2 separate regions of the Homo sapiens genome follow, and region 2 is linked to region 1. A link is an interaction called in ENCODE POLR2A ChIA-PET data of the cell type or tissue named here. Cell type or tissue: OCI-LY7. All regions are shown on one strand. Links, peaks and the distances in the headings refer to the core of each region. The heading gives the core; the rest is flanking DNA. Region 1 overlaps LOC107984406 (a long non-coding RNA gene). Region 2 holds the start of LOC124902780 (a long non-coding RNA gene).

What was found. ChIA-PET counts read pairs that join two places held together with the same protein. Peaks named below come from ENCODE experiments on the same cell type or tissue, not always from the same donor. Only the 100,000 strongest peaks of a DNase experiment are listed, where the experiment ranks them.
Region 2: POLR2A ChIA-PET joins it to region 1 with 8 read pairs; 7 of 35 experiments call an interaction of 5 or more read pairs at or near these places.

The regions. Positions count from the first base shown.
Region 1 is chr11:124,940,702-124,945,100 of GRCh38, reverse strand. LOC107984406 (a long non-coding RNA gene) reads right to left here. Exons shown (of 2, transcript XR_001748429.3): 2 at 1,511-1,701. Among named protein-coding and RNA genes, the nearest start is that of HEPACAM, 6.9 kb to the right of the region's middle. In OCI-LY7, for the core only: no CTCF peak of the experiment used is centred there; no DNase peak of the experiment used is centred there.
Region 2 is chr11:124,674,826-124,679,224 of GRCh38, reverse strand. It overlaps SPA17 (sperm autoantigenic protein 17), which reads right to left. Exons shown (of 5, transcript NM_017425.4): 2 at 3,807-3,987. The coding sequence starts at 3,960. LOC124902780 (a long non-coding RNA gene) reads right to left here and starts at 3,800. Exons shown (of 2, transcript XR_007062933.1): 1 at 3,663-3,800; 2 at 3,120-3,559. It also overlaps a transcript of SIAE not described here. In OCI-LY7, for the core only: no CTCF peak of the experiment used is centred there; no DNase peak of the experiment used is centred there.

The DNA.
Region 1 (4,399 bases), core at 110-4,109:
TACTATCTGTGGTCAAGTCACATTATCCAAGTCTTTATTTCTAGATATGTAACATATGTAATAACAATTGACCCTTGAGGGTTTGTTTGTGTTTTGTGAGAAGTAATGTTACATATGTAAAATATATCATGCATAATAGACTTTCAGTAAATGCTTGCTAACTTTTTTTTAGGAAGCAAGATAGAGTCATAAAACCTTAGAAGATTTTGATTTGTCTTCCCAGCATCCCTTCTCCCGCTTTTTCTAGTAATGGCCCCACCTGTGACTGTGGGGTTAAGTACATGGCCCAGCCTGGGATAGTGTTCTAGTCTCCTTGCTACAGTGATTGATCCAGAGCTGTGCATGTGACCTAAGCCATGGCCTTTTGCCAAGATTATTTTTTAACTAGTTCCATCAAGAGTCTTCTTCTCCTGCCCGCATGACAAGCTGCACTGTCCAATATGTTAACCACTAGATACATGTGTTAAGTTTAATTACAATTAAATGAAATTTATAATGTATTTCCTCAGTCCCACTAGCCACACGGGGCTAATTAATGGCTACTATATTTGACAGCACAGATATAAAATACTGTCTTATTTCCAATTATTCCTGCTCCCTGAAAAATTTTGTTACATAATGCAAGAAATTCTTCCCTTTTTGCTTCAGATAGTTCCAGTTGAACTTCAGTCACTTACAATCAAATGATCTTGACAAATCACATTCCTTAGTTTGTCGGGCCACAAACCAGATGCAGAATCTTGGAGGCCTGACTTTGGCATGGATCTTTAAACTAGACAAAGCCAAATCCTGTAAGTACTGCAACAAGGGGAAAATTGGGGGCTGTCTTCAAGACACCTCTGCTGACAACTTAGCTAGGGCCTCCTTTTAAGAAATGTGGTCCCTCCCCATATTGAATCCTGTGTATCACAAATCTATCTTCTTAGTGTCCCTGGCCTAACCTGTGGGGGCCCAGTTTCCCTTGCTTACTAAGCTTTTTTTTTTTTTTATGGTCCTGTCACCTGCCTGATCCCTTTTCTCACATCTTGTCTCAGAACTCTCCTTTTCCTACTTAGTTTTTACTTCTGGGCCTGGCTGAAGGCAACCTCTTTCAGGGGTACAGCATTATGAACACTAGACAGGAAGCACAGCTGAGTCTAAGCTGTGCCAACTTGCAAATGTGAAGGAAACCTCTTTCAGGGGTACAGCATTATGAACATTAGACAGGAAGCACAGTTGAGTCTAGGCTGTGCCAACTTGTAAAATGTGTGACTTGGAGCAGGTTATTTAACCTCTCTAAGCTTCATGATCCTCCTTGAAAAATGGAAAAAAAAATCCCACTGCACAGCGTTGTTAGAAGGCTAAATAAAATAATATTCTAAAAGATAATTTGTAAAGGGCAATGCAAATGTTTTATCAATTATACTTGCTTATAGATGTAGGTGCAGCCTTCCCAGCTATAATATATTTCAGCTCCTAGACAGGGATCCAGGGATGGTGTCGTCTATTACTTTTGAATGTGCCGCCTTCCTCCTCTTCCACATCCCACCACTTTTATTAATGTTTGGAACATAGAGTGTTCTTCACACAGTAGGCAATTATCAGATGCTGGCCAGCTGATTCCCATTTCTGAGCCTCCCTCTTTGGTAGGAGGGTGAACGACGGCAGAGGGCAGCGAATCCTTCCCCTGACACGGTTGGTGGGTGGACACCATCTGAGGATCTAGGAGAAGGGAAACAGTGAAGGCTTTCATGAGTTGGGGTGTAATTTGTGGCTTCCCCATGATTTTTCAACCTGTTTGTATTTAAGCACTGAAGCTTTACAAGAACAGAACTCCAGAGATATTCTCCAGAATGTCCTTGCTGCATCTTAAATAGGTCAGCAAAAGCTGGATCTTTCCAGCCCTTTAATACCAATTAATTTCTCCTCTTTGTTCCTCTGGAGAGTGGCTGAATAGAGCACGTTTAGCAACCATGGACACAAGCCTGAGTCCCTCTCACTTTCTGAGGAGGCCGGAATTCTATTCAAAAATCAAATATTTACTCTCAGTATAAAAGACTTTGATGTTCTCCTGTTTTCAGCAGAGAAATGGGAGCCCCTCCTTGCTGCCCTTCCAAAATTTACCCAGGACCCCATGCCACTCCCAGGATCATGTATTTCTCCCAACAAACTCCACATCTTGTGGAGACACCATATCTCTGCAGAACCCTTTTCATCTGAGTAACTCTTCATGTTTACAGAAATCTGCAGCCAGCAAAACCAATTTCAGGATGAAGGAGCCTTTTGACTCCATTTCTACTTTCTATTTGATGTTTTTCTGAGGCCCCCAGAGTAGGGCCACCTAGGAGAACTTTAGAAAGAGAACGAATAGAAAAGAAAATGTTCTTGGGGAGGGCCATTCCTCACTGTCCAGGCATACAGAAAGCTTGTTTTGTTCCGAAGGGAGCTAGCTAATCTGTCTCTTATTCAGAGCTTGCTGTAGGAGCTGGGCCCTGCCTCCTCTCAACACAAAGCCTCATACAATCTCGTTGTTTCCCAGGCAATGTGCTGCAGCTCTACAAATTCTCTGGCTGGTGTTTGCCTCCTGCGTCCTCTGTCCATTAGGAGAAATCAAACTTATGGTAGAGACAACACCAGTACCATTTGCATATAGATTTATACAACAAAAAATAAAAATGAAAATAACTTCATCACTAGGCCAGGCACAGTGGCTCATACCTGTAATCCCAGCAGTTTGGGAGGCCGAGGTGGGTGGATCACGAGGTCAGGAGTTCAAGACCAGCCTGGCCAAGATGGTGAAACCCTCCAACCTGGGTGACAGAGTGAGACTCCATCTCAAAAAAAAAAAAAAAAAAAGAAAGAAAGAAAGAAAGAAAGAAAGAAAGAAAATACCTTCACCAATACTAGAAGGCCCAAGGAGTGGGGAGAGAGGGCTGCTTCATATCCAGAGCTTAGTCAGGGAGTAGGTCCTGGAGGGTAAAAGCTTATACCAGGAGGAGGAATTCCTACTGGTGCATTAGGGGTTGGTCAAACCCTAAGCTTTTTTGGTGATCTGTCTGGGATCCAATCCAAATTTTGTCACTTAACAGCTATATGACTTCAACAAGCTGCTGACCTCTCAGAAGTTTGTTTTCTTGTTTGTAAGATGGGGTTGGAAGAAATAAATAAGCAAATATCTATATATATAGTGGTTGACACAGTCAAATGCAGAGTAGCACTTTCTCTCTTTCTCTCTCTCTCACACGCACACATATATATATAGAGAGAGAGAGCAGTTAGAAGAGGGAGGTAAGAAGCCTCAGAAATTAATATCTCCTTACCCCTCAGAAGCAGCCCCTTAGCTCATATCTGATGGCAGTTGGTGGATAAATACCCCAGCTCCCTATCCCCTAGGAGGCATATTCTTTACTACCACCTAGGGCTCCCAAGAGGAATAAGCTCTAGCTGCCCACAATAGTGATTTGCTTCATATGCAGCCTTTACTGGCTTCCTTTCCTTCCAGTTTCATTCCCCCAATATACTGCCTGGTTTGGCTGTAATTACCTTTTGGATAAACTATTTGACTTGTTAACTTAGGATCTGCCTCTGAGGAAACCCAAACTAAGATACCAATATTTCTTCAAATTTTTGAAGGCCTAGGTTTTCAGGATCATCCCTGACTCCATACTCCTGCTTCAGCTGAATTAGTCAGTTTAGAGCTCATTTCACAGTTCTACATATGCCGTCCTTTTTCCATACCGTGTTGTACCAAACCTGGAACTCAGTCCTCTGTGTCAGTATAAATGCACACATGCTAATTGTATTCATTTTCTATGCTACATAACACATACTGCACATTTAGCAGCTTAAAACAGCATACATGTTTTATTATTATTTGAGACAGATGCTGGCTGTGTCACCCAGGCTGGAGTGCAATGGTACAATCTCAGCTCACTGGAGCCTCAACCTCCTGGGCTCAAAGGATCCTCTCACCTCAGCCTCCAGAGTCACTGGGACTACAGGTACATACCATCATGCCCAGCTAATTTTTTGTATTTTTTTGTGGAGACGGAGTTTTGCCATGTTACCCAGGCTGGTCTCCAACTCCAGCCATCTGCCTGCCTCAGCCTCCCAAAGTGCTGGGATTACAGGCATGAGCCACCATGCCTGGCAGCATACATTTATTTTCTTACAGTTTCTTTGGGTCAGGAGTTCACGCACAGCTTAGATAGATCTGCTGCTCAGGGTCTCGCACCAGACTTCAATTAAGGTATCAGCTGTCCAAGTTCCTTTCTGGAGCCTGGGGGGGTCCTCTTCCAAACTCATATGGTTGTTGGAAGAATTCAGTTCCTTGTGGTTGTAGCACTGAGGTTCCTTTTTCTTTTTTTTTTTTTTTTTCTTTGCTAGCTGTTGACTGACAGTTGCTCTCAACTCCTGGAGG
Region 2 (4,399 bases), core at 316-4,315, 270 kb after region 1:
TGTATGGTTATGTCACGCAGTCTATACTAGTTAGGCTCATATGTTTCACTTTGCTTTTACATTTTAGAAATTGCTTTTTTTTTTTTTTTGAGACAGAGTCTCACTCTGTCACCAGGCTGGAGTGCAGTGGTGCGATCTCGGCTCACTGCAACTTCCGCCTCCTGGGTTCAAGCCATTCCCTTGCCTCAGCCTCCCGAGTAGCTTAACAATTTTAAATTTAAAATTATAACTATGTTAAACTTTTATGATTCGAAATTCAAGATATTTTCTATCATGTTCTCTCTACCCTGTTCACTTTCTCCTAAAGGCAAATGTTAAGTTTTCAAAGATTTACTTTTCCATTTAAAAATATAAACAAAGTTGGGCATGGTGCCTCATTCTTGTAATCCCAGAACTTTAGGAGGCGGAGGCTGGCGGATGCTTGAGCTCAGGAGTTCAAGACCAGCCTCGATAACATGGCAAAACCCTGTCTCTGCCAAAACAAAAAACAAAAACTCCCCAAAACAAAAATTAGCCCAGCGTGTTTGTGCATGCCTGTAGTTCCCAACTACTTGGGAGGCTGAAGTGGGAAGGCTGCTTGAGCCTGGGAGGTTGCAGTGGAGCCACGATTACACCACTGCACTTCAGCCTGGGCGACAGAGCCAGAGCCAAACCCTGTGGCAAATACACACACAAACACACACACACACACACACACACACACACACAGTTATGTATTCATATCAACCTCTTTTGTTAAATGATAGCATACTGGCCAGGTGTTGTTTCTCACAGCTGTTATTCCAGCACTTTGGGAGGCTGAGGCAGGAGGATCATCACTTGAGCCCAGGAGTTTGAGGCCAGCCTGGACAACATCATGAGACCCCCGTCTGTGTTTAAAAAAAAAATGGTAGCACACTAAGCACACTTTTCCCCATCTTGCTGTTTTCACTGAATATATCCCGAAAATCACTCCACAGTATCATCCATAGTATTATCGAGAGATAGTTCTCATTTTTGAAAACAGCTATATATATAATTCAGTTGTATAGATGTATTATAGTTTGTTCACTCAAACTCCTGTGGATATTTGGGTTGTTTCTACAAAGAATGATGCCCTGAAAAGTGTAGAAGTGGCACCTCCGGGTCAAAGGTTAAATACATATATAATTTTGGTAGGTATTGCTAAGTTCCCCTCCTGGAAGTTATGGCATTTTGCTTATCTACCAGCAATGTATATAAATGCTTATTATCCCACAGCCTACAGAGCATGTTGGCTTTTTGCCAATGTAATGGAGGGGTTGTTATTGGTAGCTCAGTGTAGTTTTGATTTGGACTTCTGTTATTATGCATTAGTTTGAATATACTTTCATAAGTGCCATTTGCATTCATTTTTGTGTGAATTGTTTGCTCATACCTCTTGCCAATATTTTCTGTTGGATTCTATAAGCCTATAACACACTGTTTTTACAAACTATTTATTTATTAGGGCTATTAACCCATTGGGATATAAATTGCAAATATTTTTTGTTTGTCTTTTGTAGTTTTGTTTTCCTCACAGTGCTTTTTCTCATGTAAAAGTTTACTTTTATGTTGTCAATTTATAACAATCTTTTCTCTAATTGCTTCCGAATTTTTGAAGCAATTAAAGCAATTTAGCTAGCAAAATTTTTTCTTCTCTTATAGAGAAATTCATCCATATTTTCTTCTAGTATCTGTATGGTTTCTTTTAAAAAATATTTATATACTCGACTAATTTGGAATTTGTCTTTGTGTATAAGAAATTGATCCAATTTTATCTTTTTCCTTTATCTTAAAATAACAAAAAGTCCACCTTTTTCCTAGTGACCTGAAATACCATTTAAATCATATACTAACATGTTCCCCATCACAAAAATAAAAATTAAGAGTAGTAACCACCTATGATGAATGCTGGCAAGGGAATTCTTGCATTGTGTGGGAGACTGAGCCAGAGGTCCATAATGATTGTTTTTTTTCCTTTTTGAAGAGACTGAATTCTGATACTTGTATCTTCTAGATAATTTGTCTTTGGTTGACATGGGTGGAATTGGGTGTGGTGCTTACAATTTTTTCAAATGGTTTTACCCATTGTTTATTAGAGAGCTAGTGTCCTGAGACCACTAATCTGAATCATCATTTGCTTTAATTATTGTGATCCAGTAACAATGACGCAAATGTTTTTATAATGGAATATTTCTGAGTTCTAAAATTAAATAAATGACTAAAGACTTTTACTGCAAGAATTTGTAGTTAATCTTATAATAAAATTGATGTTCATTATAATTCACCTCTTTTCCCAAATAATTTTAGTTTTTTCCCCTTCCAACTTTTATTTTAGGTTCAAGGGATACACGTGCAGATTTGTTACATGGTTAAACTCTGTGTTAAGGGGCTTTGGTGTAGAGACAATTTTGTCACCAAGGTAATCAGCATAATGCCTGATAGGTAGTTTTTCAATCCTCACCCTCCTCCTACCTCTGCTCTCACATAGGCCCCCAAGTCTATTGCCAAATGATTTCTCTTAATAACGTTCCTCTTCTAAATATAGTTTATCAAATGTTTTCAGTGGAAAATATTTAAAGTTTCAGATTGTGCAACAGATATTCACCCTGACCGGATATGGAAAAGACCAGCAACATTCAGGAAATTGGCAGAGATTTTGAGCTCTGCTAGGGCAGGGCAAAAAAAGCAAGGGGTGGAGCTATGCAGTGTGTGTGGGAGTTGTTTTAATTCTACCCTTGTGCTAGGTTTTCTTCCACTATAAAATGATTACAATAGAATGTTTGTTTGCTTGTGCCTATTTCTAGTCACCTTTACCACTCTGTTAGAATACTGTAATAAAAAGTAATGATGACAAGAATTTATACAAAATGGATGTTCTAATCAACAATGGCTTTCCAGGGGTTGGGGCAGGGGTCGTGGGAGTGCCCAGGATGGAGTGCAGTGGCTATTCACAGGTTTAATCATAGCTCACTACCGTCTTGAATCCCTGGGCTCAAGTGATCCTCCTGCCTCAGCCCCTGAGTAGCTGGTACTAAAGGTGCGCACCACCATGCCTGGCTTAGGATAGGTTTTTAGTACAAAACTGGTAAAGTCCTGACAGTCATAAACCTTCAAGGTTGGGGATTTGTAAATTTTATTTATAGGAGTGAAGGAATTTTGCCTTGGCTTTCAACCAAATAGTTATTGTTAGTGGGCATCTGGGTCTCTGTGCAGGATGGAATTTAGCATAAAGAATATAAATTACCTTTCCAAACTGGTATTCCACCTTTCAAATCAGTTTGTCTGTGCCGTTATTGCAGAACAGTTTCATATACCCCAGTGAATATCAGTTTATTTAAAGAGTGCAGAATTCTTTTTGCAGTACTTAAAATACTTTCAAATGGAAGGAATCAAAATTGAAAGGAAACCACAGATACTCATCTCAGGAATAACAGTCAGCTGCCAGGGATGCATAGGAACAGTATGCTGGAACGTGGCGAGGGTAGACTGTATGATCTTTTTTTCCCCCACTGATTTCTCCCGAGAAATGTATGCTCTTTTGCAGTTACCTTCCACGCTGTATGTCCGTGAGAAATACAATGAAGACGGTCTGAATAATGAACTGGTAATCTTCGATAATATGAAACGAATTTAAGAGAACATATCAAAGAGGTACATACTGTTTCAAAGAGCAAGAACTGTTATCTGAAACTCCCTGCCTCATAAAAGGCTTTCTGCAGAATGGAGATGGTCTTAAGCAAGTTTTACCATAAACAAATGCTTAGTTTCTTATTTTAAAAAATGACTAATTTTAGAAAGCTTACTCTCTCTTTTCTCTAGAAGGCTCTCAAAATAGGCTGCTGCAAAAGCTGGTATATTGTCCGGTTGCTCTCTCAGAATCTCGCGTGTCAGCCCTTCAAGAAGATTCCCAAATCCTTGTGGAATTCGGTAGTGGGTGTTGGAGAATGGAATCGACATCTTCTTGGTAAGAACTGCCTATGGAACCTAAAGATTCATTAAAGAGTACTGTCTTTAAATTTGTCTGATTTTACTTATATAATCACAACTATGCCAACAAATTATTTCTGAGACTCATACATCTGGACTTGAATTCTTTTTTCCCTAACACAACCCAAGCCCATCCATTTCTTCCAAAGAGTTTTGAAATCTCCATTGTGAATTAGTATAATACAAACACAGACCCATTCACTAGGCCAAATCATTTAAAATCCTGCAAAAAACCCATAATTTTCAATATGACTTTTTCTCTCTTTACCCTTTATATGCTCAAAAGGTAAGGGTAATTTTTGCTATCACACAGGAATTTAGAGAGAATGATTGCTAAAAAGTTAAATTCATTGTCAATTGCTGAGAAGACCTTCTTTGAGGTCTATTTTTTTTTAAAGAGTAGAAATTA